Linked DNA regions of Homo sapiens: region 2 is linked to region 1. Evidence: read pairs that join two places in POLR2A ChIA-PET (ENCODE). Cell type or tissue: A673. All regions are shown on one strand. Each heading gives the region's core, and the rest is flanking DNA. Links, peaks and the distances in the headings are about the cores only.

Region 1 (16,030 bases), core at 7,343-12,342:
TTTTTGGATATTGTGGGGTTTTTTTGTTTTGTTTTCACATCCCACCATGTTTACAAAATGCCCATTTTTGACTTAAGGTATTTTCAACTCACAATGGGTCTATCAGGGATGTAATCCCGTTGTAAGTAGAGGAGCATCTGTAGTTCTTATGTCTGGTCATTTTGGTTGTTTAGAGCTCATTGTCTAGTACATTTCTCAGAATGTGTTCATGGAATCAATATTTCCTGCGTTCATCCATGCTTATAACAGTTTGTATGTTTTATACTTGAAAGTCAGTTTTTCTGGATATAAAAATCTGACTCACATGTTTTTCCTTGAGTGTATTAAAATGCTACACACATCATTTTCTTCCAGCATAAACCATTCCTGTTAAAGGGTCCAATGATAACTCAGTTTTCATTTTGTTAAGTAAGTTGTTCTTTCTGTCCAGAAATCCAAAGTGTTTTTAAAGAAATTCTTTAAAGTCTTGTAATTTTACAAGAATATGTCCTGATGTTGATTGTTCAGGGTCAATTTCTCAGGTACATGGTGTGTTTACATGGTGTGTTCTTCCAATATGTAGCTTCAAATCAACTTTTTATTTCAGGAGAGTTTAAAAAAATCATTGTTTTTCTTACTTGTTCTGTTCCTTTGATTTTCTTCTGAAGGGACTTCTATTATCTGTATGTCTAATCTTTTTTGTCTGTTTTTGATATTTGTCAATTTCTCTTTTTAACTCTTCATTTGTGTTCTCTCTCTCTCTTTCTCTCTCTCTCTCTCTAAGAGATAGGGTCTAGCTCTGTTGCCCAGGCTGGAGTGCAGTGGTGTCATCATAGCTCACTGCAGCCTCAACCTCCTGGGCTCAAGCTATCCTCTGGCCTCAGCCTCCTGAGTAGCTGGAACAACAGGCACGAGCTACTGCACTCAGCCCCATTTCTTTTTGATTTTAAAATTTTCCTTCCTTTCTAGTTCCTTTTTTTTTAGTGTATTTTTACCTTTTTGTAGATTTTACTAACCTACTTTCTAAAACATAGCAGTTTACAGTCCAAACAGCAAGTAATACAGAGTTCATTTCTCAACATGGTCACCAGAATAGAATGTTAGCTCAGTTTTTGCTGCTCTATGTCAAGAATGATACTGTGCTGTTTTGATTTACATCCTACAAATGTGAATAGGCACCTGTCACTTTATTTACTGGCTTTTGACTTATTTACTGGCTTTTGTATTTTTTTCTCTGATTATTTTTATTTATAAGCTTTGACCAAGATTCTTTTGGGTTATCTTTTCTTACTAATTTGTAGAAATACTTTAAGCAACTATAACATTTACCCTTTTTGTTAATGTGTGTCAATATTCCTCCCACCAATTGTATTTTAACTTTATCATATATTTTGCCACACAGAAATATTTAATTTTATTTAGAATAGATCTTTTACTTTATATTTTCTAGAATTTGTATTTTATTACAAGTAATAATTCTGACCACAATACTATCTATATATTCTCCTAACATTTATTTTAATGCATTTTGTTACTTTGTGTTATTGCTTAGATTTTAAATTTACTTAGATGTAGTTTTTACATGGGATGAAGAAGAATTTTAGTGTTCCTTCAATTATATAGTGGACAATTTGCTTGAATTCTCTGAGCTTCACTTTCCTCATCTGTAAAATAAGTATAATAATACTTATCTCATAGGAGTACTTTAAGGATAAAAATAAAATAATGTCAAAATGCGTATTTTTTTTGGAGACGGAGTCTCACTCTTGTCACCCAGGCTGGAGTGCAGTGGCACGATCTTGGCTCACTGCAACCTCTGCCTCCCAGATTCAAGCGATTCTTCTGCCTCAGCCTCCTGAGTAGCTGGAACTAGAGGCGTGTGACACCACGCCTGGCTAACTTTTTTTTTGTATTTTTAGTAGAGAAGGGGTTTCACCATATTGGCCAGGCTGATCTGGAACTCCTGACCTCATGATCCATCCAACTGAGGCTCCCAAAATACTAAGATTACAGGCGTGAGCCACCGTGCTTGGCCCAAAATTCATATTATATGTCTAGGTATATGGTACACACTCCATAAAAGGTGGATATTATTTTTTGTGATAGTGTAGTGGGAAAATAGTAGTAGGAAACAAATATGTTAGTCCAACTCTCTGAGACTGAGATTCATAAATTAAAAAATGATCTTTCTTACAGGACAGATGTGAAATTAATTAGATAATAAGCAAGGCTACTAGCATGTATCAGGTAATCATAAAACGGTAACTAATTATTCCATTGTTATTCTTTCTACTGTTAATACTACTATTACTAGCAATATTATTGCCACCAATACCAGCAGGTATTGAAGTCATTTACCAGTTAAGAGTCAGGACACTTGGGTTTCCTAGCCTCTGTCACTGACTGGCTGGGTACCCACAGACAATTAATTTATCTAGGTTTCCATTTCATTCTCTTTCTCTCTACACACACACACACACGCAAGCACACACCATGCCACATGCACACACACACACATAATGAGGGGATGGCCTAAGTCAAAGTCACGGCTGAGCTGCTGGTATTAAAACAGCTGCCTAGTTACATTAATTTTAGAAAAGGATGTAGAAACCCAACATGTTGCCAGAGAAAATATGTCTGCGGGCTTCTAGTTTGCCATTCCAGATGAAAATACCTAGGATTTGGACTTGAAATAAATAAAGACATAAATTAACTTGGAAATGACAGTGACTACATGACATATTTTTAAAATATTGGACTTTCTATAAATACAATTCTTTCTTCTCAAGCCCTACTTTAAAAGCCCTCATTTTAAATTAGATGTACCTATGGTAAAAATATAAAATAATAAACATAAAAACATACTTAATTTTTTTCCTTATCATCCAAGCACAATCTGTTTTTAGGGCTCTTTTACTGCTGTGAGTAATAAATGACAGAAGCAATTTAGTTTTTCTAGACCAACTCCTTGGTGTACTCAACTTTCTAGGAGCCTTTGATGAATAATGTGTCAGGTTTTAAAGGGAAATAAGATATAATGCACTTAAATTCTATAGTATTATAGCTTCTACTAATGATCTATTTGAGAAAATAGCTCTAACATCTTAAAAGCCAACCTCTTTTTGAAAAGTCTAGGGTATATACAGTAGCATTGCTTTGAAGAGGAAACTATTCTCCTTTGAATAATGACAATGTTGCAACTACAACAGGACGTTTGAAATTATCCTTAAAGATACTGTGTTACCATTCAAAAGCTAGCAGAAGGCAAGAAATAACTAAAATCAGAGCAGAACTGAAGGAAATAGAGACACAAAAAACCCTTCAAAAAATTAATGAATCCAGGAGCTGGTTTTTTGAAAGGATCAACAAAATAGATAGACCGCTAGCAAGACTAATAAAGAAAAAAAGAGAGAAGAATCAAATAGATGCAATAAAAAATGATAAAGGGGATATCACCACCGATCCCACAGAAATACAAACTACCATCAGAGAATACTACAAACACCTCTACGCAAATAAACTAGAAAATCTAGAAGAAATGGATAAATTCCTCGACACATACACTCTCCCAAGACTAAACCAGGAAGAAGTTGAATCTCTGAATAGACCAATAACAGGATCTGAAATTGTGGCAATAATCAATAGCTTACCAACCAAAAAGAGTCCAGGACCAGATGGATTCACAGCCGAATTCTACCAGAGGTACAAGGAGGAACTGGTACCATTCCTTCTGAAACTATTCCAATCACTAGAAAAAGAGGGAATCCTCCCTAACTCATTTGATGAGGCCAGCATCATTCTGATACCAAAGCCTGGCAGAGAGACACAACCAAAAAAGAGAATTTTAGACCAATATCCTTGATGAACATTGATGCAAAAATCCTCAATAAAATACTGGCAAAACGAATCCAGCAGCACATCAAAAAGCTTATCCACCATGATCAAGTGGGCTTCATCCCTGGGATGCAAGGCTGGTTCAATATACGCAAATCAATAAATGTAATCCAGCATATAAACAGAGCCAAAGACAAAAACCACATGATTATCTCAATAGATGCAGAAAAGGCCTTTGACAAAATTCAACAAGCCTTCATGCTAAAAACTCTCAATAAATTAGGTATTGATGGGATGTATTTCAAAATAATAAGAGCTATCTATGACAAACCCACAGCCAATATCATACTGAATGGGCAAAAACTGGAAGCATTCCCTTTGAAAACTGGCACAAGACAGGGATGCCCTCTCTCACCACTCCTATTCAACATAGTGTTGGAAGTTCTGGCCAGGGCAATTAGGCAGGAGAAGGAAATAAAGGGTATTCAATTAGGAAAAGAGGAAGTCAAATTGTCCCTCTTTGCAGACGACATGATTGTATATCTAGAAAACCCCATTGTCTCAGCCCAAAATCTCCTTAAGCTGATAAGCAACTTCAGCAAAGTCTCAGGATACAAAATCAATGTACAAAAATCACAAGCATTGTTATACACCAACAACAGACAAACAGAGAGCCAAATCATGAGTGAACTCCCATTCACAATTGCTTCAAAGAGAATAAAATACCTACGAATCCAACTTACAAGGGATGTGAAGGACCTCTTCAAGAAGAACTACAAACCACTGCTCAATGAAATAAAAGAGGATACAAACAAATGGAAGAACATTCCATGCTCATGGGTAGGAAGAATCAATATCGTGAAAATGGCCATACTGCCCAAGGTAATTTACAGATTCAATGCCATCCCCATCAAGCTACCAGTGACTTTCTTCACAGAATTGGAAAAAACTACTTTAAAGTTCATATGGAACAAAAAAAGAGCCCGCATCGCCAAGTCAATCCTAAGCCAAAAGAACAAAGCTGGAGGCATCACACTATCTGACTTCAAACTATACTACAAGGCTACAGTAACCAAAACAGCATGGTACTGGTACCAAAACAGAGATATAGATCAATGGAACAGAACAGAGCCCTCAGAAATAACGCCACATATCTACAACTATCTGATCTTTGACAAACCTGAGAAAAACAAGCAATGGGGAAAGGATTCCCTATTTAATAAATGGTGCTTGGAAAACTGGCTAGCCATATGTAGAAAGCTGAAACTGGATCCCTTCCTTACACCTTATACAAAAATTAATTCAAGATGAATTAAAGACTTAAACGTTAGACCTAAAACCATAAAAACCCTAGAAGAAAACCTAGGCAATACCATTCAGGACATAGGCATGGGCAAGGACTTCATGTCTAAAACACCAAAAGCAATGGCAACAAAAGACAAAATTGACAAATGGGATCTAATTAAACTAAAGAGCTTCTGTACAGCAAAAGAAACTACCATCAGAGTGAACAGGCAACCTACAAAATGGGAGAAAATTTTTGCAACCTACTCATCTGACAAAGGGCTAATATCCAGAATCTACAATGAACTCAAACAAATTTACAAGAAAAAAACAAACAACCCCATCAAAAAGTGGGCGAAGGACATGAACAGACACTTCTCAAAAGAAGACATTTATGCAGTCAAAAAACACATGAAAAAATGCTCATCATCACTGGCCATCAGAGAAATGCAAATCAAAACCACAATGAGATACCATCTCACACCAGTTAGAATGGCAATCATTAAAAAGTCAGGAAACAACAGGTGCTGGAGAGGATGTGGAGAAATAGGAACACTTTTACACTGTTGGTGGGACTGTAAACTAGTTCAACCATTGTGGAAGTCAGTGTGGCGATTCCTCAGGGATCTAGAACCAGAAATACCATTTGACCCAGCCATCCAATTACTGGGTATATACCCAAAGGACTATAAATCATGCTGCTATAAAGACACATGCACACGTATGTTTATTGTGGCACTATTCACAATAGCAAAGACTTGGAACCAACCCAAATGTCCAACAATGATAGACTGGATTAAGAAAATGTGGCACATATACACCATGGAATACTATGCAGCCATAAAAAATGATGAGTTCATGTCCTTTGTAGGGACATGGATGAAATTGAAAATCATCATTCTCAGTAAACTATCGCAAGAACAAAAAACCAAACACCGCATATTCTCACTCATAGGTGGGAATTGAACAATGAGATCACATGGACACAGGAAGGGGAACATCACACTCTGGGGACTGTTGTGGGGTCGGGGGAGGGGGGAGGGATACCATTGGGAGATATACCTAATGCAAGATGACAAGTTAGTGGGTGCAGCGCACCAGTGCGGCACATGTATACATATGTAACTAACCTGCACAATGTGCACATGTACCCTAAAACTTAAAGTATAAAAATAAAAGAAAAAAAAAGATACTGTGTTACTTGAAAATTGAATATGGAACTAGAAAAATGATGTCATTAGGAATCCATTTCAGCTGGCCATTCTTTCTGTATTTTACCTAAGGCCGAATGGCTACGTCATGGAATTGCAGTGCTTGACCTGACAGCATTACTTCTCCCATGTGTCTGTGCAATGATTTGTTGGTATCTTACTAAGCTATCATTAGAAAGTGATGTTGCCCTAAAGAAGGTCAAATGTGCAGCCAGGGACTAAAAACAGTGAGCTGCAAGGGTAGTGTGCTGCTGGGGGAAATTAAAAGTTCTCCATAAAGTTATGAAAACCATGAATGTATATAAATATTTTTCCAACAGAATATTTTAAATCCACTGATGTATTCTGCATGTATGACCCCTAGGTTTGTAGACCATTTTATAATTCTCAATGACTGTGTGACCTTTAGGCCATGCAGAATAAATATGTGCTCCAAAAAGTTTTAAATGTTATATTACCTATTGTGAAAAAGATAAAAACAAAACAAGTCCAAAATGCACCAAAATGAGGCTCCAGCTATTTCCCTGAGAATTGGGATAATGTATATCATTGGACAAGCAGTAACCAGCACGAATAGGTTTGCATGTTCTTGGAGATTTCTGTAAAGCAAGGAAACACACGATGGGTCAGCACTGAAATCCCACATGACAGCTTTCCCTGGCTCCCTCCCTACTCTGCCCTTGGAGCCTGCCCTGCAGTTCCTGATTTTTTTCTTCAGGACTCCATTTAGAGCAGGGAGCTTAATTTTGTTGATAGGGACAGAATGAGAGCAGTGTCCCTATTTCAGGGTCTTATTTTGACAGATGTTTCAGTGATCAGCCTACCATTTCATAATTTTTTCTGAATACCTTGTTTTCATCTATACCAGCACCACACCATAGCATCACTATCACCACTGTCACTGCTACCACCATCACAATCACGACCACCACCACCACCACTGTCACCATCACTATCACCACAATCACAACCACCATCATAACCACCACCGCCACCACTGTCACCATTGCTATTACCATAATCATCACCACCACCATCACGACCACCACCGCCACCACCGTCACCATCACAACCACCACTGCCACCCATTACCAACACCACCACCACCATGGTCATCACCACCACTGCCACCACTGTCACCACCACCACCACCATCACATCACCACCACCACCACCATCACCTCACCACCACCACCACCATCACCACCACCACCACCACCATCACCTCACCACCACCACCATCACCACCACCACCACCACCACCATCACCATCACCACCACCACCATCACCATCACCACCACCATCACCACCACCACCACATCACCATCACCATCACCACCACCATCACCACCACATCACCACCACCACCACCACCACCACCAAATCACCACCACCACCACCACATCACCATCACCACCACCACCATCACCATCACCACCACAATCACCACCACCACATCACCATCACCACCACCACCACCACCACATCACATCACCACCACCACCACCACCATCACCACCACCACCACCACCACCACCACATCACCATCACCACCACCATCACCATCATCACAATCACCACTGCCATTACTATTACCATCACTGTCACCACCATCACCATCATCACTGCCACTACCATCACCATTACCATCACCATTACTATCACTACCACTACCACTGCCATCACCATAATTACCACCACCATCACTACCAACACCATCACCAACATCACCACCATCACCATCACTATCATCACTGCTACCACCATCACCATCACCACCATCGCCATCATCACCATCACTGCCATCATTATCACCAACACACCAACATCACCACTATGGTCACCATCACCATCAGTAACATTAATTCTCACCTTGATGATCACAGTGTCTTCCAAACTAGCCTCTCTGCTTCTAGCTTCTCATTCTCTCCAATCTTTCCTATGTTTTTTTGCCAGATTAGTTATCCTATGTCAAAGTTAGATTCATATCCCTTGCTTGTTTAAAAGCCGAAGTTTTCTTTTTCTTTTTCTTTTTTTTTAACAGAGAAAGAGTCTTGCTATGTCGCCCAGGCTGGAGTGCAGTGACGTGATCTCGGTTCACTGCAACCTCTGCCTCCCAGTTTCAAGTGATTCTCTTGCCTCAGCCTCCAGAGTAGCTGGGATCACAGATGGGTGCCACCATGCCAGGCTTACATTTGTATTTTTGATAGATACAGGGTTTCACCATGTTGGCCAGGCTGATCTTGAACTCCTGATCTCTAGTGAATTTCCAAGGACCCTCTTCATTGTGCTTTATCCACTTACAGAGGGCCCCACCTCCTGGCAGACCATTGATACCGGGGGCTTACTGCGGCTGAACCCATGGCATGCTCTTTGCAGCACTTGACTGGACCTCCTGTCTGATCCATCAATGGTCTACTGGATGAATGACTGCCTCCCCACCTCATGCCCTCTCAATTCTCACTAACCTTCCTGCCACTAATGGCTCCTGACCACCGCTGCCCTGACGGCCCTCACCTGGCTGATGGTGCTCATGGCTCGCATGTAGCTCTCATTCCTGGAGCGGAACTTTGGTGATGTGAGCAAGCCTGCAGGGTCCAGGCTGTCCAGGCTCCGGTTGATGGAGACTTCACTCACTGCCCTCAGGTAACTATGACTCCGGATCTGGAGTTTGGGTGAGTGTTCATTGGAGATTCTGGAAGGGAACAATGGAAGAGGTGCATTAGTCACATTCCAAAATGCAGGAAGCAATAACATGTGGCACTATTGTCATTTATGTAGCACCCTAAATACTGGGACAAATGACATAGATGCCCTTCTGTGATTACTAAACTCCCCCACAGTGTCTCAGAAGGAAGAGCTTTTGACAGGAAATCATCAAGATCTGATGACATTCGAGAGCAATTAACATTCTCTTCAACCATGAACTAATTGCCTCATTCACATTTTTCTAGCCATCCTAGGAAGCAGATAATAAGCAGCAATTGTCCTGCCCAGGAATTCTGACTTGTGTAATTTGTAAAGCTTTTCTTTGTATCTATTTCTTTCCTGTGGCCATCTTTTTGTTTTTGGACTGTTTGGTAACAGTAAGTGGGTATATATCTATATCTATATTTTTATCTATCAATTTATCTTCCTTCCTTCCTTCCTTCCTTCCTTCCTTCCTTCCTTCCTTCCATCTTTAACTCTCTAATATAGTTGAAATTGAACTTCGTGAACAGAACTTACACCTTAGCCATTAAAAAGGCACAACTCTCAATCTTTATATGTAAAGACAAGTCACTACACACTTTGTATTCTTTGGATTTATTCTAGGATGCATTGTAAAATTATAAAAGTAGAAAATGCTAATTGCAAATAGCCAAGCTATACAGATGTGCACAAAGTAGAAGGTGGGTCCCTCTGTCTCCCCTTGTTCCTGTCTGTAGAATTCCATACCCTTAAAAGAACTACTCATAGCAGTTTGGGGTATATTCTTCCTCAGTCCTTCTATTCATATATAATCAATTTAATGTTAGTTATTTTATTTAATTTTAATTTTTTTTTTATTTTTTTGAGACGGAGTCTTGCTGTGTCACCCAGGCTGGAGTGCAGTGGCGCAACTTTGGCTCACTGCAAACTCCACCTCCCGGGTTCATGCCATTCTCCTGCCTCAGCCTCCCGAGTAGCTGGGACTACAGGCACCTGCCACCACGCCTGGCTATTTTTTTGTATTTTTAGTAGAGACGGGGTTTCACAGTGTTATCCAGGATGGTCTCGATCTCCTGACCTCGTGATCCGCCCACCTCGGCCTCCCAAAGTGCTGTGATTACAGGCGTGAGCCACCGCGCCCGGCCTTTATTTTAATTTTTGAGACAGAGTCTTGCTCTGTCGTCCAGGCTGGAGTGCAGTGGCATGATCTTGGCTCACTGCAGCCTCCGCCTCCTAGGTTCAAGCAATTCTCATGCCTCAGCCCCTGAATAGCTGAGACAACAGGTACACACCACCATGCCTGGCTAATTTTTGTACTTTTTGTAGAGATGGGGTTTTGCTATGTTGGCCAGGCTGGTCTTGAACTCCTGGCCTCAAGTGACCTGCCTGCCTCGGCCTCCCAAAGTGTTGGGATTAAAGGCATGAGCCACTGTGCCCGGCCAATGTTAGTTATTTTTAAAGTTTCTTTTCACATGGTATTAGTGCGATTTTTCTTTCTTTATTAGATTTCTTTCATTTTGGCTGTAACATTGTTCCTAATTAAATAAATTAAAGTTGATAGGGAAAAAGATGTATGCCCCCATAGCCGCTATTATTTATCATCCTAGCCAGTGAAATCAGAAAATTTTGAAAAATAAGTAATATAAACATTGTAAAGAGATAAGATTTGAGTATTTATAGATTATGTAATCAATTATCTGTAAAGTAAGAGAAAATCATCTGAAAAACCATGAGAACTTTTAAGGGAAATCCTCAAGGTAGCTAGATACAAGGTAACAATACATAAATTAACAGCTTTTCCACGTAACATCAAATAAAATTTTAATGAAAAAAATTCCCTTTAAAATTGCAAAACATAAAATACACAGAAATTACAAAAAAGAAACGCATCAAATTTTATGAAGAAAATGATAAAATTTATGGAAGGCACTAAGTAAGTGCTAAATTAATGCAAAAAACCCCCACAACAATTTTCCTGTAAAAAAACTTAAATTTTCCCTAAATTTATCTATAAATTTAACGTAATTGCGACAAAAATCTCCATGTCAATTTTACCTTTTTTCTCTTTTTGAGATGGAGTCTCACTCTGTCGCCCAGGTGGAGTGTAGCTCACTGCAACCTTCACCTCCTGGGTTCAAGTGATTCTCCTGCCTTAGCCTCCCGAGTAGCCGGAATGACACACGCACGCCACCGCGGCCGGCTAATTTTTGTATTTTTAGTAGAGATGGGGTTTCACCATGTTGGCCCGGCTGGTCTCAGACTCCTGACCTCAAGTGATCTGCCCACCTTGGCCTCCCAAAGTGTTGGGATTACAGGCATAAGCCACTGCCCCATAAATCTCCATAGAAATTTTATTCAAATGTAACAAACTCATTTTAAAGTTTATATAAGATTCAGAGCAGCATTATTCATAACAGACAAAAGGTGGAAGCAACCCAAATGTCTAACTCTGAGTAGATGAAATGTGGTAAATGAACTATTTGACTAAAAAAAGGAATGAAGTATTGATACATGCTATAATATAGATGAACTTTGAGAACATCATGCTAACTGAAAGAAGCCTCATATTACAAAAGACCACATATTACATGATTCTACTTACATGAAATGTCCAGAATAGGCAAATCGCTAAAGATAGAAAGTAGGTGAGTGGTTGACTAGAGCTGGGCGGGGAAAGCATAGGAAGATGGTGGCATTAGGAAGTGATATCTGAAGGGTATGGAGTTTCTCTTTGCAGTGATAAAACAGTTCTAAAATTAGTTATAGTGTTGGTTGCACAACTCTGAATATATGAAAATCATTAAATTGTACACTTGAAAATGGTGAATTATATGTTATGTGTATTATATTTCCACAAAACCGTTGTAAAAAATTACGTGAGTCCTCAAAATAATCAGATTTCCTTACGGAGTTTAGAGGGTAGACTAAACTGGGCAATACTAGAGAAAGAAGGCCAGTTAAGGTGGTTGCAATGTTGCTATAATCTAAACAAGGGAAAAGGGCTCAGTTAAGTATTAGTGGTAGTAGAGAGGAAGAGATAGATTTGAGAATCCACACGAAAATTAAATGTGGTTGATGAGTAAGGAGGTCTAAAGGTTCTAAGAACAGCCAGAAAATAAAAATAAATAAAAAACAAGGGGAGGAATGCCCTTTATCTGATCTCAGCTATATTTTATTTTTTATTTTTATTTATTTTTTTGAGATGGAGTCTTGCTTTATTGCCCAGGCTGGAGTGCAGTAGTGCGATCTCAGCTCACTGCAATCTCTGCCTCCTGGGTTCAAGCGATTCTCCTGCTTCAGCCTCCAGAGCAGCTGGGATTACAGGAACATGCCATCAAGCCCAGCTAATTTTTGTATTTTTGTAGAGAAGGGGTTACACCATGTTGGCCAGGCTGGTCTTGAACTCCTGACCTCAAGGGATCTGCCCACCTTGGCCTCCCCAAGTGCTGGGATTACAGGAGTGTGCCACCATGCCCGGCCTCAGCTATACTTTATAGCTGCAATGATGAAAATGGGTCATGTTAGTAAAGGAACTGACAAAGCAGTAGAATGAAATAAGGACTCCAGAAACAGAACTAAGTATGTGTTTGAATATAATATATTGCAAACGTGGCAGTTGGAATAGGCAAGGAAAAGATCAAGTATTTAATAATGGAGTTAGACCTTTTTTGCCTCCACTTGGGGAAAAATGAATTCCTACTAAGCATATAGATGAAAAATAATATTTTAAAAACTTAAAGTTCTCCAATACAATATAGATTATATTTTATAATCTCAATTTCTATACTTAAACAATTTAAAGAGAAATTTATCAATGTTTTATGAATAAAAAAACCTATAAAGCCTTATGGAAGGCAATAAAGAAGGCCTAAAGAAATGCAAAGGAATATGGTAGAGAAAGACTTTAGAAGCATCGTGGTAAACTTAGATGCCATAAAGAGAAAGGTTAATGAATGGAAGTACATGAAAATTTAAAACTTTTGTTCAGCCAAAGATCCTGTCAACAATGTTAAGAAAAATAGTCATTGTGTATAAGAACATATTTGCAACACTAAGCAGCAAAAAGGGTTCACATGCATAATATTTAAATTATGAATAAAAATAATGAAACCAACACAATAAAAAATGGTCAAAGCCTATAAAGAGGGAATCATAAGAAAATAAATATATAAATTCACAGGAAAGTAACTTTATATATCACCAAGCATATGACAAAATGCTCGATCTCACTAGTAATTAGAGAAATGTGGATTTTAAAAAACATACATTTACACATTACATTCATGTACATCCATCTTGATGTCCTCAAATTGTAAAGATATTCCCTATATTCTAAGTGTCCTCTTAGTAGCATTGTGTACGATTGCATCTATTCTTAAAGCTTGTATGGAATTACTTAATATATAACAGCCAAAAACTATTCTTAATAATACTAAACCCTGAGAATGTGATAAGCAACCACTTTTTGCAGCTGCACTGAGGGAGAAACCAAATTAAGACAGATCTAGAATATAACATCGAAAGTAAATCTCTTATTGCATTTTACTGTTACAAAAGATAAACTAGGCTGGGTGCAGTGTGGCTCACACCTGTAATCCTAGCACTTTGGGAGGTCTACGTGGAAGGAACTCTTGAGCCCAGACCAGCCTGGGCTACATAGTGAGGCCCTGTCTGTATTTTTTAATATAAAAAAGTAAAAGAAAAAAATTGTTCTAGAAATGTGCCCTATGGATCCTTCAAGTAGTGGTCAAACATGAAAATAGTTTGCCAGGTCAAGGTAATATTTTCCATGTGTTACGTGCTATTATGGTGATTCCAGCTGCATCGCTTTATAATACCAATGCCAAAAATTTCAACCAACAAACAAACTGAAAAATTCGTTTTCCTTTTAAGATCTTTTTTAGAAAAAGAGAATCGTAGCTGGAAGCATTTATAACCTAAAGTTCACTTCTCTTTAGAACTTGCGCATTAGATGACAAATGTGTTTCTTTGACTATTTTGCAACCTGACCCAGAGCAATGATATTGCCAACATAAATGATGATGCCATTCCAAATGTTATCAGGGCAGTGACGGGAGTGGCTGTTTCATAAATGGTGTATATTCAAAGAAGAAGTGAAAGTCCGGCGTTTTGAAAAATGAGCGTCTGCTGGCTGAATGGGGAAATGAGGCATCATTGCAACAATCATTCACTCTGGCCACTCGTTATGAAATAAGGCACAATTCCCAAATTTCAAAGTGAAACATCATTCAGAAGGAATTGAATAGTTCTTCTCTGGTGAGTCATTCCTGATAAAACAATGCATACATTAATAACACACAAAATATAAGGAAATGAACTGTTTTATCTTGCCCACTTATAGAACAGAGCCCTCCGCTATCAATATAAAGGTTACTATATGCCCATGTGCTCCGGATGCAGAAACGCTCATTAAATAAACACCAAAATAGTGCATCGATGACTTTGTCTTTACCTCAAAAGAAAGTTGATCTGCTCAGAAGAAAGACAGTGTGCATATTCAGAAACATTAACTCTCTCATGTTACGTTAATTATTTCCAATGTTGGTCTAACGAAATGGCACTCTTCTTTTTCCATCCTTCTCCCTAAATTACTTATGCTAAGTTAACTTTTCCTAGCTTATCAGAACTAAAGGGAGATTTTGATTTTTTGGGCTGGGAGGTCCCATTCATTATCATGACTTTAAAGTACAACCAATAATGGGAAGTTCTTAGGTGACAGTGAGCCAACCACACAAACAAGCTTGACCCTTTGTATCCGGAAGGCTGCCATTGCGAAGAAGAGCGTGTACAGTAATCATCAGACCACAAAGTTTTAAACCAGTGTCTCAAAAGACAAAATGACTAACTTTGCAACATATTACTGGAAATAACTTCAGATGGCTGGGATGCTTTTTCCCCCAAAGAAGGAAATGCTTCCAGGTTATGGAGTCTAATGGGAGAATCTTTGGAGGTGATGGACCATCTTATGGAGCCATCTGCACCCTAAGTTTTGTTCATTTTCACGTTGTCTTCTCTCTGACTTACAAAAGTATTGGAATGTAAGGCTCTTCCATGGGACCCAGAGGAAACATTTTATGGCCTCAGGAGGTTAATCTAACTTCATTGTATTTCAAAAATGAACGTATTTGGCCTTGGTCATGACACTTTTATCAAATCATACTCATAAACATTAATGGCTTAAACTGAGAGGCTTTGATCCCTTGGGCTTTGGTGTGGACAATGGTACTTAGTAGGTGACAGTTCTCTGTTGAACTAGTTTCAGGGAATCAAACACAGGGCATTTTAGTAGTCAATCTGCTTTGGTAAAACGAAGCCTTTCTTTTCAGTAACCTTACCTATAATGGCTTTATAATCCGTATAGAAATGTAACTTTCATTAAAGTTGTTTACTTTTGTAGTTGCCTCTTGAGTTATTTCTACTTTATAATAATACCTGACATTTGTTACCATTTATCCAATGCCTGGCTACTGTTAGATAAAGAAATCATGACTTTGAGAGATCACATAGTGTTGAAGGTAATTCCAATGGAAACTTGGCCTTTTAACTTCCACATTCCTATTCTGTCTTCTCCTTCTCCTTCTCCTCCTCCTCCTCTTCCTCCTCCTCCTTCTTCTTCTTCTTTTTTTTTTTTTTTTTTTTTGACAGAGTCTCACTCTGTTGCCCAGGCTGGAGTGCAGTGGTGCAATCTCAGCTCACTGCAACCTCTGCTTCCTGGGTTAAAGTGATTCTCCGCCTCAGCCTCCCAAGTAGCTGGGATTACAGGCGGATGCCACCACACCCAGCTAATTTTTTTTGTATTTCTAGTAGAGAGGGGGGTTTCACCATTTTGGTCAGGCTGATCTTGAACTCATGACCTCAAGTGATCTGCCTGCCTTGGCCTCCCAAAGTGCTGGGATTACAGGGGTGAGCCACTGCGCCCGGCCAACATCTCCTTCTATTTCTTGGGGAATCCAGCCTGGATTCTCATTTGGGTTCCTCTTCCTCTAACTTGCCCTTACATGCTTTTATT
Region 2 (16,030 bases), core at 4,724-9,723, 180 kb before region 1:
ATTTGCATACTACTTTTGTAATGAAAACAGTAATATTCTTCCTCTTTGTGTCCACTGCTGGAGTCTTAGAGTCACTAATGGGCTAATGTAAGAAAGTCTAGTTTGAAGCCACTGTTAAAATAGAATTGTTATTTGGAAGGAAATGGGAGATTCCTGGGAACCTCTTAGCTTTCTCACCTAAGTCAACAGAAAGGATTGGCTTACTAGATTTGCTAATTATCAGCCTGAAAGACAAAAGGACCTCATACAAATTCCTGGGGACCATCAAAAGGATGAGAGACAATTGGGACATGATGCTGGAGACTTCTGCATGGGGCCACTGGCGGAGGTGAGTGCCCCTTGGGGAGATGTTGCCAAGATTTGCCTGCTTTACTTAGGATCAGTCCTGCATATCAGCAAACACATGCTATGTGTGTCCTATAGAGCGGTACCACTAGCTGACCTGTGAAACAGGAATTGGGGGAAAACAGCTAATGTTTGATGAAGATGATGGGTTTCTGCACTGGCTTGAGAGGAGCAGTCTCCTTTCAAAACGACATACGCATTCATTATCCCTGGCTTCCTGCTGCCACGGCATTTAAACTAGTGATCTTCAGACAGCATTCCTCTGTCCACGGTCCTCACCGCGAGGCAGCCCCAGAGAATGGACAATGTGCATTTGCGATCCATGGCATTTTGAGAATGTCATGGTGGCCTGCAAATGTAACAGGGATATTTGTGATGCTCCATTTCAACTCCTGTTATTGAAGCAGATAGGGCTACCTGGTGCATTTTAGTTTTTACTAATGAGTTTTTAACTTCTTTTTGTTTTGATTTGGAACACTGAAAACCACACTAAATTTAGAAGTCTACTCCTTAATAGATCAATCAGTTAGGTGGGCCTTGCTGGGTTAGTTTTTGTTCCTAAATTATAATTGATTCAAAAGGAAATGAGTCCCTTGGCCTCTTACAAGGTCTTTTAATCATTTCTTTGCACTATCTCTTTCTCAGCTCAATTTTCTTTCTTTTTCTCACTTTTTGTTAGGTTGCTGTCTTTTATCAGTCTGTTTATTTGAAAAAGGAAGAGATAAGTTGTTAACTGGCCATTCAGTGTGAAAACAACAGCCTCACCTTTATCACCAGATAATTAAAAAAAAAATACCCCTCAGCTGTCATTAAGTAATCCCATCTGCCCGATATTGCTTTTTAAGATCCTATCTAAATGAATTACAACCAGCAAAATCATAAAAGAATTAAGTTAGAGACAGAAGGTATTGGTAATCCCTTCTTCCTGTTTGACAATGGATTTCTTTTGGAGAGGTTGAAAACAATCATTAACATCAATTTCAATGCTTATTTACTTTACAGTGGTTAACTATAAAGTGACCTTTGAAGAAGGGTATGTTTTGGAAAGCTAAGTACTAAAATTGGCCTGCCAACCGTTTTGGGGATGAGTTTTAAATATTTTACTCAGTTTACTGAGGAACTGACCATTCTACAAACTTCAATAATTCAAATAAAGTTCAACTTTAAAAAATAATGATAAAAATGGCTCGTATAAAGTTTTTTAGGTTGCTACTAGGTATGACCAAACAATGCAATATTTAGCATTATTGTGGAAATGAAATTTGAGGCCGGGGGCAGTGGCTCACGTCTGTAATCCCAGCACTTTGGGAGGCCGAGGCGGGCGGATCATCTGAAGTCAGGAGTTCGAGACCAGCCTGACCAACATGGTGAAACCCCGTCTCTACTAAAAATACAAAATTAGCCGGGTGTAGTGGCGTGTGCCTATAATCCTAGCTACTTAGGAGGCTGAGGCAGGAGAATCGCTTGAACCCAGGAGGCGGAGGTTGCAGTGAGCCAAGATCACACCATTGGACTCTAGCCTGGGCAACAGGAGCGAAACTCCGTCTCAAAAAAAATAAATAAATAAACAAATAAATTTAAAAACCTGGAAAGATAGACTGGCTGATTGCAGGAGAAATGTTTGAAGTAAAGTAAAGGAGACGACTTTCTCCTCCTTTTTTTTGAAGAAAAGGCAGCATAATTATTATCTTGAAACTTCTTTCTTTAGAGAGATTCTATTTGAGTGCTTAATAGACTAGGAAACACGCAGAGCATTGTATATATCAGGTATTGCTCTAAAAGTTTTACATGTATTAAACAAAACACCCCAGGACAACACACTGAGGTTAATGCTATAGTCCGCTTTCCTCCAACCCCTTTTTAAAATTAATAAACTTTGTTTTTTTAGAACAGTTTTAGGCTCACAGCAAAATTGAGCACAAAGTAGGGAACTCCCATACACCCCTTCCCCCGACACACACACAGCCTCAACTGATATCCACATTTCACACTAGAGTGGCACTTTTGGTGCAGTTCAGGAACCTACACTGGCTGTCATTATCACCCAAAGTCCATGGTTTACAGTAGGGTTACTCTTGGTGTTGTACATTCTCGTATCCACCGTTGCATTATACATTCAGAATCGTTTCACTGCCCCAGACATCCTCAGCCTATTCATACCTCCTTCCTCCTAACCCCTGGCAACTAGTCATCTTTTTACTGTCTCGTTGCCTTTCCAGGGTGTCACATAGTTGGAATCATACAGTATATAGATTTTTCAGATTGGCTTGTTTCACTTAGTAATAATACGTTGACGTTTTTCCCATGTCTTTTTGTGGCTCAATAGCTTATTACTTTTAGTGCTGAATAATATTCTATTATCTGTATGCACCACAGTTTATTTATCCATTGACCTACTAAAGGACAACTTGGTTGGTTCCAAGTTTGGGTGATTAGAAATACAGGTGTTATAAATAACCACGTGCAGGATTTTGAGTGAACATAAGTTTTCAATTCATGTGGATAAATTCCAAGAAACAAAATTGCTGACTTGTATGGTAAAGAATATATTTAGTTTTGTAAGAAACTGTTGATTAGGCAAGGTAGTTCATGCCTCTAATCTCAACACGTTGGGAGGCCAAGGCATATGGATTGCTCATGTCTGATATTATAAGAGTAATTTGTGTCTTCTCTCTTAGTTAGCCTAGTTAAAGGCTTATCATTTTATTAATTTTTTCAGAGTCAGGTTTTGGTTTTGTTGATTTTTCTCTACTGATTACTATTTTCAATTTCATGATTTCTGTTATAATTTTATTTATTTCTTTTATTGTGTTTATTTTGGATTTAATTTGCTCTTCTTTTTCTAGTGTCCTATGGTGGAAGCTTAAATAATTGATGTGAAATTGTTCTTCTTTTCTAATACATGCAATCAATGCTATAACTGTCCCTCTAACCACTGCTTTTGCCTCATTCCATAAATTTTAATAAGTTGTATTTCTGCCGGGTGCGGTGGCTCACGCCTGTAATCCCAGCACTTTGGGAGGCTGAGGTTGGTGGATCACAAGGTCAGGAGTTTGACACCAGCCTGGCCAATATGGTGAAACTCCGTCTCTACTAAAAAAATATAAAAATTAGCTGGGTGTGGTGGCGTGCCCTTGTAGTCCCATCTACTCGGGAGACTGAGGCAGGAGAATCGCTTGAACTTGGGAGGCGGAGGTTGCAGTGGGCTGAGATCACACCACTGCACTCCAGCCTGGGTGACAGAGTGAGATTTCGTCTCAAAAGAAAAAAAAGTTGTATTTCCATTTATTTCAAAATATTTAGTTTCTTGAGATTTATTTGACTCATTTGTAATTTAAAGTGTGCTGTTAAATCTCAGTATTTTGGGAATTTCCAGCTATCCTTCTGTTGTTGATTTCTAGTTTAATTCTACTGTGGCCTGAGAGCAGATATGATATGATTTATAATTTTAAAAATTTGTTCATGACCAGCCTGGCCAACGTGGTGAAACCCTGTCTCTACTAAAAATACAAAAATCAGCCTGGCGTGGTGGCGGGTGCCTATAATCACAGCTACTCGGAAGGCTGAGGCAAAAGAGCTGCTTGAACCCAGGAGGCAGAGGTTGCAGTGAGCCAAGATCACACCATTGCACTCCAGCCTGGGGGACAAGAGTGAGACTTCGTCTCACAAAAAAAAAAAAATGGTTAAGATCTGTTTTATGACCCAGAATATGTTCTGCCCTATCTAGGTGAATGTTCCATATGAGCTTGAGAAGAATGTGTAATCTGTTGTTGTTGGATGAAGTAGTTTATAGAAGTTAACTATATTTAGCTGTTCAGTAGTGTTGTTGCATTCAACTGTGTGCTTACTGATGTTCTGCCTTCTTGACCTGTCCATTTCTGATAGAGAATTGTTGAAGTCTCCAATTATAATAGTAGATACATCTTTTTCTCCTTGCAGTTCTATCAGTTCAAGAACTCATGTATTTTGTAGTTTTTGTTTGTTTGTTTGTTTGTTTTGAGACTGAGTCTCACTCTGTCACCCAGGCTGAAGCGCTCTTGGCTCACTGTAACATCCACCTCCTGGATTCAAGTGACTCTCCTGCCTCAGCCTCCCGAGTAGCTGGAACCACAGGCACGTGCTATAACACCCGGCTATTTTTTGTATTTTTAGTAGAGATGGGGTTTCACCATGTTGGCCAGGCTGGTCTTGAACTCCTGACCTCAAGTGATCCGCCCACCTTGGCCTCCCAAAGTGCTAGGATTACAGGTATTAGCCACCGGGCCCAGCTAGAATTCATGTATTTTGAAACTCTGTTGGTAGGTGCATACATGTTAAAGATTTTTATGTCTTCTTTGAGAATTGACCCCTTTATCATCATCTTTATCCCTGATAATTTTCTTTGCTCTGAAGTCTGCTCTGTCTGAGATTAATATTTCTACTCCCACTTTCTTTTTATTAGTGCTAGACATTTTCTCTTTTTCCATTCCTTTACTTTTCAATCTATATCTGTCTTTATATTTAAAGTGGGTTTCTTGTAGACAACATATAGTTAAGTCTTGTTTTCTTATCCACTCTGACAATCTCTGTCTTTTAATGATATATGTAAAATACTAATGTTTAACCCTGTTCCTATTTGCCCTGAGAATACTTGCTGGTGGCACCTGCAGCTACAGCCTTTAACCCAAGATAACTTTGCCACAAAATATTTTGTTTTATTATTATTTTCACATTGCTCTAGTATATTGACTTTGGAAACAAAGACATCATCCTATTTATAGCATTCTGGTCTTAGCAGTGGTATTTCCATTTAGAAAATATAGTAATTCTCCATTGCTGAAAATGGCAAATCCTAGAAAACGTAGCATTCCTACACGTGATGTTAACATTGTCCTCAAAGAGTTGTGGCCGAGATTCATTTGATGAATCCAATTTTTCTGAAATAGATGATTCTGATGATTCAGATGATTCTGATGTTAGTTCTGTTTAGAAATAACTCGAAGAACAGTTTTTACATTTTATTTTCACATTGAAAATCAGTCATATTTGCTTCGGCCTCAAGGAGTGTGTTTATGTAAAATTAAATGAGCGCTGACAGCCAGCTGCACATTTTTTCTAAATGGGAAAAGGGTTAAACTGATTATCTAGTTGGATTAACATCTACCATATTTGTTATTATTTTCTATTTTTTCACCTTTGTTCTTTCTTCTTATTTTTGTCTTTCACATTTTTTCTGCTTTTAATAGTTTTCTATTGAGCATTTATATGATTGAATTTTCTCTCCTTTCTTAGCATACTAATTTTATTTTTCTTTTACCTCTTTTTAGTGGTTACCCTAGAGCCCTAGAGTTTGCATTATGCATTTACCACGAATCCAATCCACTTTTTTTTTTTTTTTTTTTGCGGAGTCTCGTTCTGTCGCCCAGGCTGGGGTGCAGTGGCACGATCTCAGCTCACTGCAACCTCTGCCTCCTGGGTTCAAGTGATTCTTCTCCCTCAGCCTCCCGAGTAGCTGGGACTATAGGCAAGTGCCACCGTGCCCAGCTAATTTTTGTATTTTTAATAGATACGGGGTTTCACCATATTGTCTAGGCTGGTCTTGAACTCCTGACCTCGTGATCCACCTGCCTCGGCCTCCCAAAGTGCTGGGATTACAGGCATGAGCCACTGCTCCAGGCCCCAATCCACTTTCATATAACACTATGACACTTCACAGGTTTTGCGAGTACTTTGTAATAATTAATAATTTCCAATTCCTACCACTTGTTCCTTGTATCATTGCTGCCATTCATTTCATTTATACATGAGTAAGTAAATGTACATATATTTAAATACATTTTTGCTATTAGTATTTTGAACAAACTTATCTGTTAGATCAGTTAAGAATGAGAAAAATGGGCCAGGCGCAGTGGCTCACGCCTGTAATCCCAGCACTTTGGGAGGGTGAGATGACCGGATCACGAGGTCAGGAGATCAAGACCATCCTGGCCAGCACAGTGAAACCCCGTCTCTACTAAAATTACAAAAATTAGCTGGGTGTGGTGGTGTGTGCCTGTAATCCCAGCTACTCGGTAGGCTGAGGCAGGAGAATCACTTGAACCTGGGAGGCGGAGGTTGCAGTGAGCTGAGATCGCGCCACTGCACTCCAGCCTGGGTGACAGAGCGAGACTCCGTCTCAAAAAAAAAAAAAAAAAAAAAATTAGCCAGGTGTGGTGGCGTGGGCCTGTAATCCCAGCCACTCGGGAGGCTGATGCAGGAGAATTTCTTGAACCCGGGAGGCAGAGGTTGTGGTGAGCCAATATTGTGCCACTGCACTCCAGCCTGGGTGACAGAGCAAGACTCAGTCTCAAAAAAAAAAAAAAAAAAAGCATGTTTATGTAAAATTAAATGAGCACTGGCAGCAAGCTGCACATTTTTTTCTAAATGGGAAAAGGGTTAAGCTGATTATTTATCTAGTCGGATTAACATCTACCATATTTGTTACTACTTTCTATTTTTTTGCCTTTGCTCTTTCTTCTTATTTTTGTATTTCACATTTTTTCTGCTGTTAATAATTTTCCATTGAGCATTTATGTGATTGAATTTTCTTTTCTTTCTTAGCATACTAATTTTACTTCTCTTTTACCTCTTTGTAGTGGTTACCCTAGAGTTTGCATTATGTATTTACCACGAATCCAATCCACTTTCATATAACACTGTGACACTTCACAGGTTTTGCAAGTACTTTGTAATAATTAAATATTTCCAATTCCTACCACTTATTCCTTGTATCATTGCTGCCATTCATTTCACTTATACATAAATAAATAAATGTACATGTATTTAAATACATTTTTGCAATTGCTATTTTGAACAAACTTATCTGTTAGATCAATTACGAATGAGAAAAATGAGCTGGGCACACTGTCCCACGCCTATAATTTCAGCACTTTGGGAGGCTGAGGTGGGCGGATCACCAGAGATTAGGAGTTTGAGACCAGCCTGTTCAACATGGTGAAACACCGTCTCTACTAAAAAAAAAAAACAAAAAAAAAAAAACAAACAAAAAATAGCCAGATGTGGCAGGTGCCTGTAATCCTAACTACTCAGGAGGCTGAGGCAGGAGTATCGCTTGAACCTGGGAGGTGGAGGTTGCAGTGAGCCAAGATCCTGCCACTATACTCCTTCCTGGGCGACAGAGCAAGACTCCATCTCCAAAAAAAAAAAAAAAAAAAAAAACAGAAAAATGAAAGTTTTTATTTTAGTTTCTGACCTATGTCATTTTCCTTCTCTCAGAAGAACTTCTTAACATTTCTTGAAGGTCTGCTGGCAACAAATTCCCTCAATTTTTGTTTATCTGAAATAGTCTTTATTTTTCTTTCACTTTTACGGATAATTTCACAGGGTACAAAATTCTAGATGGGTGTTTTTGGTTTTTTATTCTCCTAATACTTTAAATATTTCACTCTGTTCTTGCATGGTTTCCGAGAAGTTGGATATACTTCTTTCAATTTTTTTCGTTTTTGAGTGTTTTTATAGTGACTAAGCCTCGCTATGTTGCTATTAGTCCGTTTTAACGCTGCTGATAAAGACATACCTGATACTGCGCAATTTACAAAAGAAAGAGGTTTATGGGACTTACAGTTCCATGTGGCTGGGGAGGCCCCACAATCATGGCATAAGGTGAAAAGCACATGTCACATGGTGGCAGACAGGAGAAGAGGGTAACCGGGCACTGTGGCTCACGTCTGTAATCCCAGCACTTTGGGAGGCCGAGGCGGGAAGATCATAAGGTCAGGAGTTTGAGACCAGCCTGGCCAACATGGTGAAACCCTGTCTCTACTAAAAATATAAAAATTAGCAAGGCGTGGTGGCGGGCACCTGTAATCCCAGCTACTCAGGAGACTGAGGCAGGAGAATTGCTTGAACCCAGGAGGCAGAGGTTGTAGTGAGCCGAAATCATGCCATTGCACTCCAGCCTGGGCAACAAGAGCAAAAACTCCGTCTCAAAAAATAATAATAATAATAATTATATCTGTGTGGCCACAGTTACCCAAGTGGCTGTGGTGGAAGGATTGCTTAGGGCCAGGAGTTCAAGTCCATCCTGGGCAACTGATATGGTTTTGTGTGTCCCCACTCAAATCTCATCTTGAATTGTAACTCCCACAATTCCCACCCGTTGTGGGAGGAACCTGGCAGGAGGTGATTGAATCATGGGGGTGGGTCTTTCCCATGCTGTTCTCATGATAACGAGTGGGTCTCATGAGATCTGATGGCTTTAAAAATGGGAATTTCCCTGCAGAAGCCCTCTTCTCTCCCTTTTTTTTTTTTTTTTTTTTTTTTAGATGGAGTCTCACTCTGTCACCCAGGCTGGAGTGCAGTGGCGTGATCTCGGCTCACTGCAGCTTCCACCTCCTGGGTTCAAGTGATTTTCCTGCCTCAGCCTCCCAAGTAGCTGGGATTACAGACACGCGCCACCACGCCTGGTTAATTTTTTTTTTTTTTGAGACTAAGTCTCGCTGTGTCTCCGAAAGTGTTGGGATTACAGGAATGAGCCACTGTGCCTGGCCAGATATAACTCTTATCTTTTATCTTTTTTGTTTGTTTGTTCTGTTTGTTTATTTTTGAGACACGGTCTCTCTCTGTCGCTGAGGCTGGAATGCAGTGGTGTGATCTCAGCTCGCTATAACCTCCACTTCCCAAGCTCAAGCAATCTTTCCACCTCAGCCTACTGAGTAACTGGGACCACAGGCATGCACCACAGCCAGATAACTTTTTGTATTTTTTGTAGAGATGGGATTTTGCCATATTGCCCAGGTTGGTCTTGAACTCCTGGGCTGAAGTGATCCACCCACCTCAGCCTCCCAAAATTCAGGGATTACAGATGTGAGCCACTGAACCCGGCCTAGTTCTTATCTTTGCTCCTCTATAGGTAAGATGTTCTTTCCCTCTCACTTTTTTCAAGATTTTTAAAGTCTTATTTTTCTGAAGTTTGAATATGATATGCTTAGGTGTAGTTTTTTGGTTTGTGTTTGTTTGTTTTGGCATTTATCTTGTTTGGTATTCTCTGAGCTTCCTGAATCTGAGGTGTCTGACATTAATTTGGGGGAATTCTGTTATTATTGCTTCTAATATTGCTTCTGTTCCTTTCTCCATCCTCTCCTTCTTGTATTCCTCTCTCATGTAAAGTTACACCTGTTGTAGCTGTCTCACTGTTCTCAGATAATCTGTTATGGCTTTTTTTTGTTTTTTTGGTTTTTTTTTTTGAGACGGAATTTCGCTCTTGTTGCCCAGGCTGGAGTGCAGTGGCACGATCTCGGCTCACCACAACCTCCGCCTCCCAAGTTCAAGCAATTCTCCTACCTCATCCTCCCAAGTAGCTGGGATTACAGGCATGCACCACCATACCCGGCTAATTTTTTATTTTTAGTAGAGATGGGGTTTCTCCATGTTGGCCAGGCTGGTCTTGAACTCCTGAGCTCTGGTGATCCGCCCACCTTGGCCTCCCAAAGTGCTGGGATTACAGGCATGAGCCACCGTGCCCAGCTGATCTGGCTTTTTATCAGTCTTCTTTCTCTTTGCTTTTCAGTTTTGGAAGTTTCTATTGTTATATCCTCAAGTTTAGACATTAGTGTCCAGTTTACTAGTGAGCCCATCAAAGATATTCTTTGTTTCTATTAGAGTGTTTTTTATCTCCAGCATTTCTTTTTAAATCTCTCTTAGAACTCTTTTTCATTCTCCATCTCTCTACATGTTCTGCTTCTTTCATTAGAGCCCTTAGCATATTAATCATAATTAGAAAAAAATCTTGGCCCGGTAATTCCAACATTCCTGCCATATTTGACTCTGGTTCTGATGCTTGTTCCATCTCTTCAAACTGTGTTTTTTACCTTTTAGTATGCCTCGTAATTTTTTGAAAAGTGGGCATGATGTACTGGGTGAAAGGAACTGTGGTAAATTGGCATTTAGTAATGTACTGGTAAGGTGTGTGTGAGGGAAAAGTGCTCTACAGTTCTATGATTAGTCTCAGCCTTTTGGTGAGCCTGTGCTCCTGGTCTGTGAACTTCATCAGTGTTTCTCAGTTGTTTTTATTTTTTTCTCTTACGTGGGATAAGGTGCCTGAAGGGGGCTGAGGTTGGGTATGTCCCTTCCCCCATGTGGAAGGCTAGAGGAAACTAGAGCTGAGTGTTTTCCTTCCCCCAGGTAGGTTCTAGGCTCTGATAAAACCCCAGCCAGCAAAAGGTTCTGGTAAAATAGTTTCTGCTGCGTGCAGGCCCTGTGAATAAGAAGAGAAAGTGCTGGCATATTTCAAAGTAGTTATTTTTTCCTTCCCCTTTCTGGAAGCACAAGGAGATTTTTTTTCTCTGATATTCACTTTGAGGACCTGGTAGAGTTCCTGGAGGTAAAACTCACAAAAGTGTGAGCTCTCCCTATGACTGGGTTTCCTTGGAGCTTTTAACTCTCAGAGTTGTCAATATTGAGCCTCCAACAATTCTTCAGTTACTGCTTACGTTTTCTTACCCTGTGCTGGTTCCTGCAGAGATTTCTACTTGTGTTTCTACTCCAGTAAGTTGTAAGTCTCTGTATCTGTCTGTTTTTCCAATTTTGGGAGAAGCAGTGTGCCCTGTGACCTCCCTTCTCTAAGAGATATACAAAGAGATGTTGATTTTTTAGTTTGTTGAGATTTTTACTTGCTAAGATGGAGTGGTGACTTCCGAGTTCCTTTTAGCTTATAGTGGAAACTGCTTGTAACCCCCTTTTTACATATAAGGAAACTAAGGCACAAAGATGGGTAGTAATTTGCTTATGGCCCCTCAGTTAGTAAGGGGCACAGCCAGGATTTGGTGTTCTGGCTCAAGAGTCTGTGCTGTCAACCACTACATCGTTGAGAAAAGGCACCAAGCTGGGCTGGTGGGAGATGGAGGAATATATTTTCTTTTTCTTTTTAAGACAGAGTCTGCTCTGCCACCCAGGCTGGAGCGCAATGGCGTCATCTTGGCTCACTGCAATCTCTGCCTCCTGGGTTAAAGGGATTGTCCTGCCTCAGCCTCCCGAGTTCCTGGGATTACAGGAACCCACCACCACGCACAGCTAATTTTTGTAATTTTTTAGTAGAGACGGGTTTCACCATGTTGGTCAGGCTGGTCTTGAACTCCTTACCTCAGGTGATCCACCTGCCTCGGCCTCCCAGACTGCTGGGATTACAGGCGTGAGCCATTGCCCATGTCCAGGAATATATTTTCTTTAATGTCTACTAAATGTATACTTTCAAAAATTTTTCTAAAACACTTAATAAAGAAACATATGCCTAGGACATTAAAGCAATGATTACCGGCCCAGCGCGGTGGCTCACGCCTGTAATCCCAGCACTTTGGGAAGCCAAGGCGGGTGGATCACAAGGTCAAGATGATCGAAACCATCCTGGCCAACATGGTGAAACCCCGTCTCTCTTAAAAATACAAAAATTAGCTGGGCGTGATGGTCCGTGCCTGTAGTCCCAGCCACTCGGGAGGCTGAGTCAGGAGAACCGCTTGAACCCAGGAGGCGGAGGTTGCAGTGAGCCGAAATTGCACCACTGCACCCCAGCCTGGGCGACAGAGTGAGACTCTGTCTCAAAAAAACCACACACAAAAAACAAACAAACAAAAAAAAATGATTACTAAAACTTTTCAGAGTAAAAGAAAAAAGTCACTCCTAAACCTACCATTTGTACGTATTACATTTCAGTCCTTGTCCATCTGCATGAACACTATGCGTGGATATTATATATTAAAGTTTTTCACCTAACATTGTATCATGGGAATTTCCCCATGTTTCTCCACCTTTTTAAATAAATGATATTTAATAGCTGTATAATAGTTTACCTTGGTGAGGTGCTATAAATTACAAAAGCATGCTATTATTGGTTATTTGATAATTAGTGTTTTTCTTTTACAATGATAAATAATGTTTCACAATTGTTTACCTTTCATTGAGTAATTTAACTCAAGCCCCAAGAGTGTGATTTTTGGGTCAATTGGTACGGATAGATGTGTAACTATTGCTAACTTTTGTCATATTTGTTTCCAGAATGATCGTACCAGTTTTCTGGGCTTCCAGCATTGCATAATTATATCAGGTTGGTGCAAAAGTAATTGAGGTTTTTGCCATATTATACACACACACACACTATATATATATATTACATATACACACATAGAATTTATTAATAAATATATTAACTATATGTATATGATATATATACACACCTCTTAAAAGTATAGTGTCAATCAATAGTGAGAGGTTCTAAAACAGGACCATTTCCATAAACTGATAAATTCCTCCTTTTCAGATTTTCAGTTTACGTTACATGTAGCCTTGATTATAGGAGGCATTCCATAGATTTTATTGAATGGATGGATAATGGAAGGATGGATAGGTGACATTCAAATGATTCTTCCTAATTAACACACTGAAAGTTAGTAGCAAAGTTGAGATGATACACTGATTTATAATTTAGAGTAGTTTCTCTCACCGTAACTCCAGTTTTACTTTATTCAGCCAACATTTGCTGTATATTTAGTATGTGCAAATCACAATGCTGGAAGCTGGGGGTACTACTAGCAATAAAACATGGTTCTACCCACCAAGAAACTCCCAGTTTGAGAAATTCACATGCCTCTCTCCATCAGATTCTCATTTACAACATGAAATTATTGACCCCAAATTCTGTAATTTTATGAAATCCTACATTTCCCATTTATAGATACTAAGGCTCTAAAGTAGGTAAAGAGTAATCTGAAGGACTGGTGATTCAGGATAATGACAGGGAATATCTTCTTTTTCATTCATTCATTCATTCATTCATTCATCATTCATTCATTCATCATTCATTGAGCACACACTAAACACCAGACACTATTAAGTGTTGGGAATAGAAATAGAAATAAGGTAAGTTCTCTTCTCATAAAAAGTGCACTGTCTCATATGGGAAGGTCTCTTATTTTTTTTGTTTTCAGAGGTATAGTTTGGCAACCCAAGAGTACTGCACACAGTATTTATATGTATGTAATATGCTTACAGTACTATTCAAACAAAACTCAAATGGAGTGGTGTCTAGTATTAAAGTACAGGAGAGAATCAACTAATATTGATTCAACTTCACCCTTTAAATACTCCCAAAACTTAGAGGAAAATATCATTGAATTTTGTAGACTTATCACGGGGAAAAATGCTTTTACCTTACTTCAAAACATCAAGACAAAAGAGGATGCGTGCATGTGGACTTACCACTTCTCTTCTTCTACTTGCACTCCCACGGACTGGAACTTACTGGGTGCTTTATTCTCCCCTGTTTTGTCAGGTTCTTCAGCATCATCCACCTGGAGAAATCATCAAATAAATAGAGTTGTTCCATTTCAGTCATCTTGCTTGAAAAACAAACATCACATTTTATGAGAAAAATCTCTAATATGACTGGAATGTTTTGTAATTTATAACCTCCTTGTTCAATATTTGTGTACACTACCTTCACTGCACGCTCTTTGACTCTGTTGCTGTTAGTAAAATGCAATTTTATCCACTCTCAAGGTAGCTGATAAATGTTTATGATTCCTCCACAGATTTGCAAGTCTGTACTTAGACTTAAGTATCTTACTGTAAATACTATATTAGAAGGGAATCTACATGGAAATGTGTTCTTGGAAGTTTTTTTTTTCTAATAGAGTTTCCCTCTGTCGCCCGGGCTGGAGTGCTGTGGTGTGATCTCAGCTCACTACAACCTCCGCCTCCCGGGTTCAAGGGATTCTCCTGCCTCAGCCTCCCGAATAGCTGAGATTACAGGTGTGTGCCACCATGTCCGGCTAATTTTTGTATTTTTAGTGGAGACAGGTTTTTGCCAAGTTGGCCAGTCTGGTCTCAAACTCCTGATCTCAAGTGTTCTGCCCGCCTGGGCCTCCCAAAGTGTTGAGATTACAGGCGTGAGCCACCACGCCCGGCCTGGAAGTTTTGAATTTGAAGATAACAACATACAAAATAAAGAGGAAAATTTATATATTGTAATTATAATTGTTGACATTGGGAGATTTAGATATTAACCTTATTAAGATAAACTATAGAGTGTCTTCATTTTTCTCCCCTTAAATAAAGAATTGACTTTGAATATCACTCCATAGTTTCTAAATAGCTATGTGTATATTACAGCTATATAGAAAATATACCATATAGAACTAATAACCTATGCAACAGATTAGCTCCAACCCAAATTTGAAGAAAATTTTAGAATTATTAGGTTTATTCCGTTTTCCTACTATGTGTTTAAGAAATGTTGTCTCTAAATATAAAGACAATTCAATGTAAGTTATATAAAATTAAAATACAGAAATATATAATGTAGAAAGAGAAAGTCTCCCAAGAATTATTGTCAATTATTTGATGTATATTTGTCTATCTTTATATATATGTCTAAATATATATATTTAAATTTTTGTTTGTTTGTTTGTTTTTGAGATGGAGTCTCACTTTGTTACCCAGGCTGGAGTGCAGTGGCACGATCTCGGCTCACCGCAAGCTCCGCCTCCCAGGTTCACACCATTCTCCTGCCTCAGCTTCCCAAGTGTCTGGGACTACAGGTGCCCGCCACCACGCCTGGCTAATTTTTTATATTTTTAGTAGAGACGGGGTTTCACTGTGTTAGCCAGGATGGTCTCGATCTCCTGACCTCGTGATCCGCCCGCCTCGGCCTCCCAAAGTGCTGGGATTACAGCCATGAGCCACCACGCCTGGCCTAAATGATTATTTTATTTTATTTTATTTTATTTTTGAGACAGAGTCTCACTCTGTCCCCCAGGCTAGAGTGCAGTGGCGCAATCTCAGCTCCTGCAACCTCCGCTTCCCGGGTTCAAGCAATTCTCCTGCCTCAGCCTCCCGAGTAGCTGAAATTACAGACGCGTGCCACCATGCCCAGCTAATTTTTGTATTTTTAGTAGAGATGGGATTTCACCATGTTGGTCAGGCTGGTCTCGAACTCCTGACCTCGTGATTTGAGTGCCTCGGCCTCCCAAATTGCTGAGATTACAGGCGTGAGCCACCGCACCTGGACAAAAATATTTATTGACTTCTTATGTTTCTATCTGTAAGTTGTCTGTTCATATCCTTTACTAGTCTCCTCCCTAATTAGGCTGTTTTTTATTTTCTTAATCATAGGATCTCTTTATATTTTATGAACCTAAACTCTTTCTCTGTTACATATACTGCAAAAGTTTTCTCTCAGTTTATCATGTGTCTTTTAAACTTTGCCCTTCATTGGAGAGAGTCTTAGGTAGTCACATCCAGCTTTTATGGTTTGGAAAGGCTTTTTCTCTGAGCATATTTTTAAAAGTCTTCTTGTATTTTCTTTTATGCTTTCATGTTATCTTTTTTTCGTATTTAATTCTTAAATCCACCATCCTGAAATGTTTCTGTCAAAGACACATACCTAGAGATCTACTATTACCCTCCTGTACTACCTCCCTTGGGTTATGAATGGATCTGGCTCCGTTTATTAACTAATTCGCCTTTTTTATTTGAGATGCCAGCTTTATCTGATACCAAACTTTACTCACATATATTTCCCCATACATTCTCATATAGGCATTCTCATATACAGTCATGACACACATAGTGACATTTCTGTTAACGATAGAGCACATATACAATAGTGATCATAAGATTATAATGGAACTGTCCTGTGCAGAAGTACCATTCTGTA

Evidence for each region. ChIA-PET counts read pairs that join two places held together with the same protein. Peaks named below come from ENCODE experiments on the same cell type or tissue, not always from the same donor. Only the 100,000 strongest peaks of a DNase experiment are listed, where the experiment ranks them.
Region 2: POLR2A ChIA-PET joins it to region 1 with 7 read pairs; 2 of 35 experiments call an interaction of 5 or more read pairs at or near these places.

Annotation. Positions count from the first base shown.
Region 1 is chr18:3,733,509-3,749,538 of GRCh38, forward strand. It overlaps DLGAP1 (DLG associated protein 1), which reads right to left. Exons shown (of 13, transcript NM_004746.4): 6 at 8,827-9,004. Among named protein-coding and RNA genes, the nearest start is that of DLGAP1-AS6, 88 kb to the left of the region's middle. In A673, for the core only: no CTCF peak of the experiment used is centred there; a DNase peak (open chromatin) is centred at 9,233; H3K4me3 peaks cover 554 bases; H3K27ac peaks cover 4,281 bases.
Region 2 is chr18:3,553,918-3,569,947 of GRCh38, forward strand. It overlaps DLGAP1 (DLG associated protein 1), which reads right to left. Exons shown (of 13, transcript NM_004746.4): 9 at 13,573-13,664. Among named protein-coding and RNA genes, the nearest start is that of DLGAP1-AS1, 32 kb to the right of the region's middle. RefSeq lists an enhancer at 962-1,512. In A673, for the core only: no CTCF peak of the experiment used is centred there; no DNase peak of the experiment used is centred there.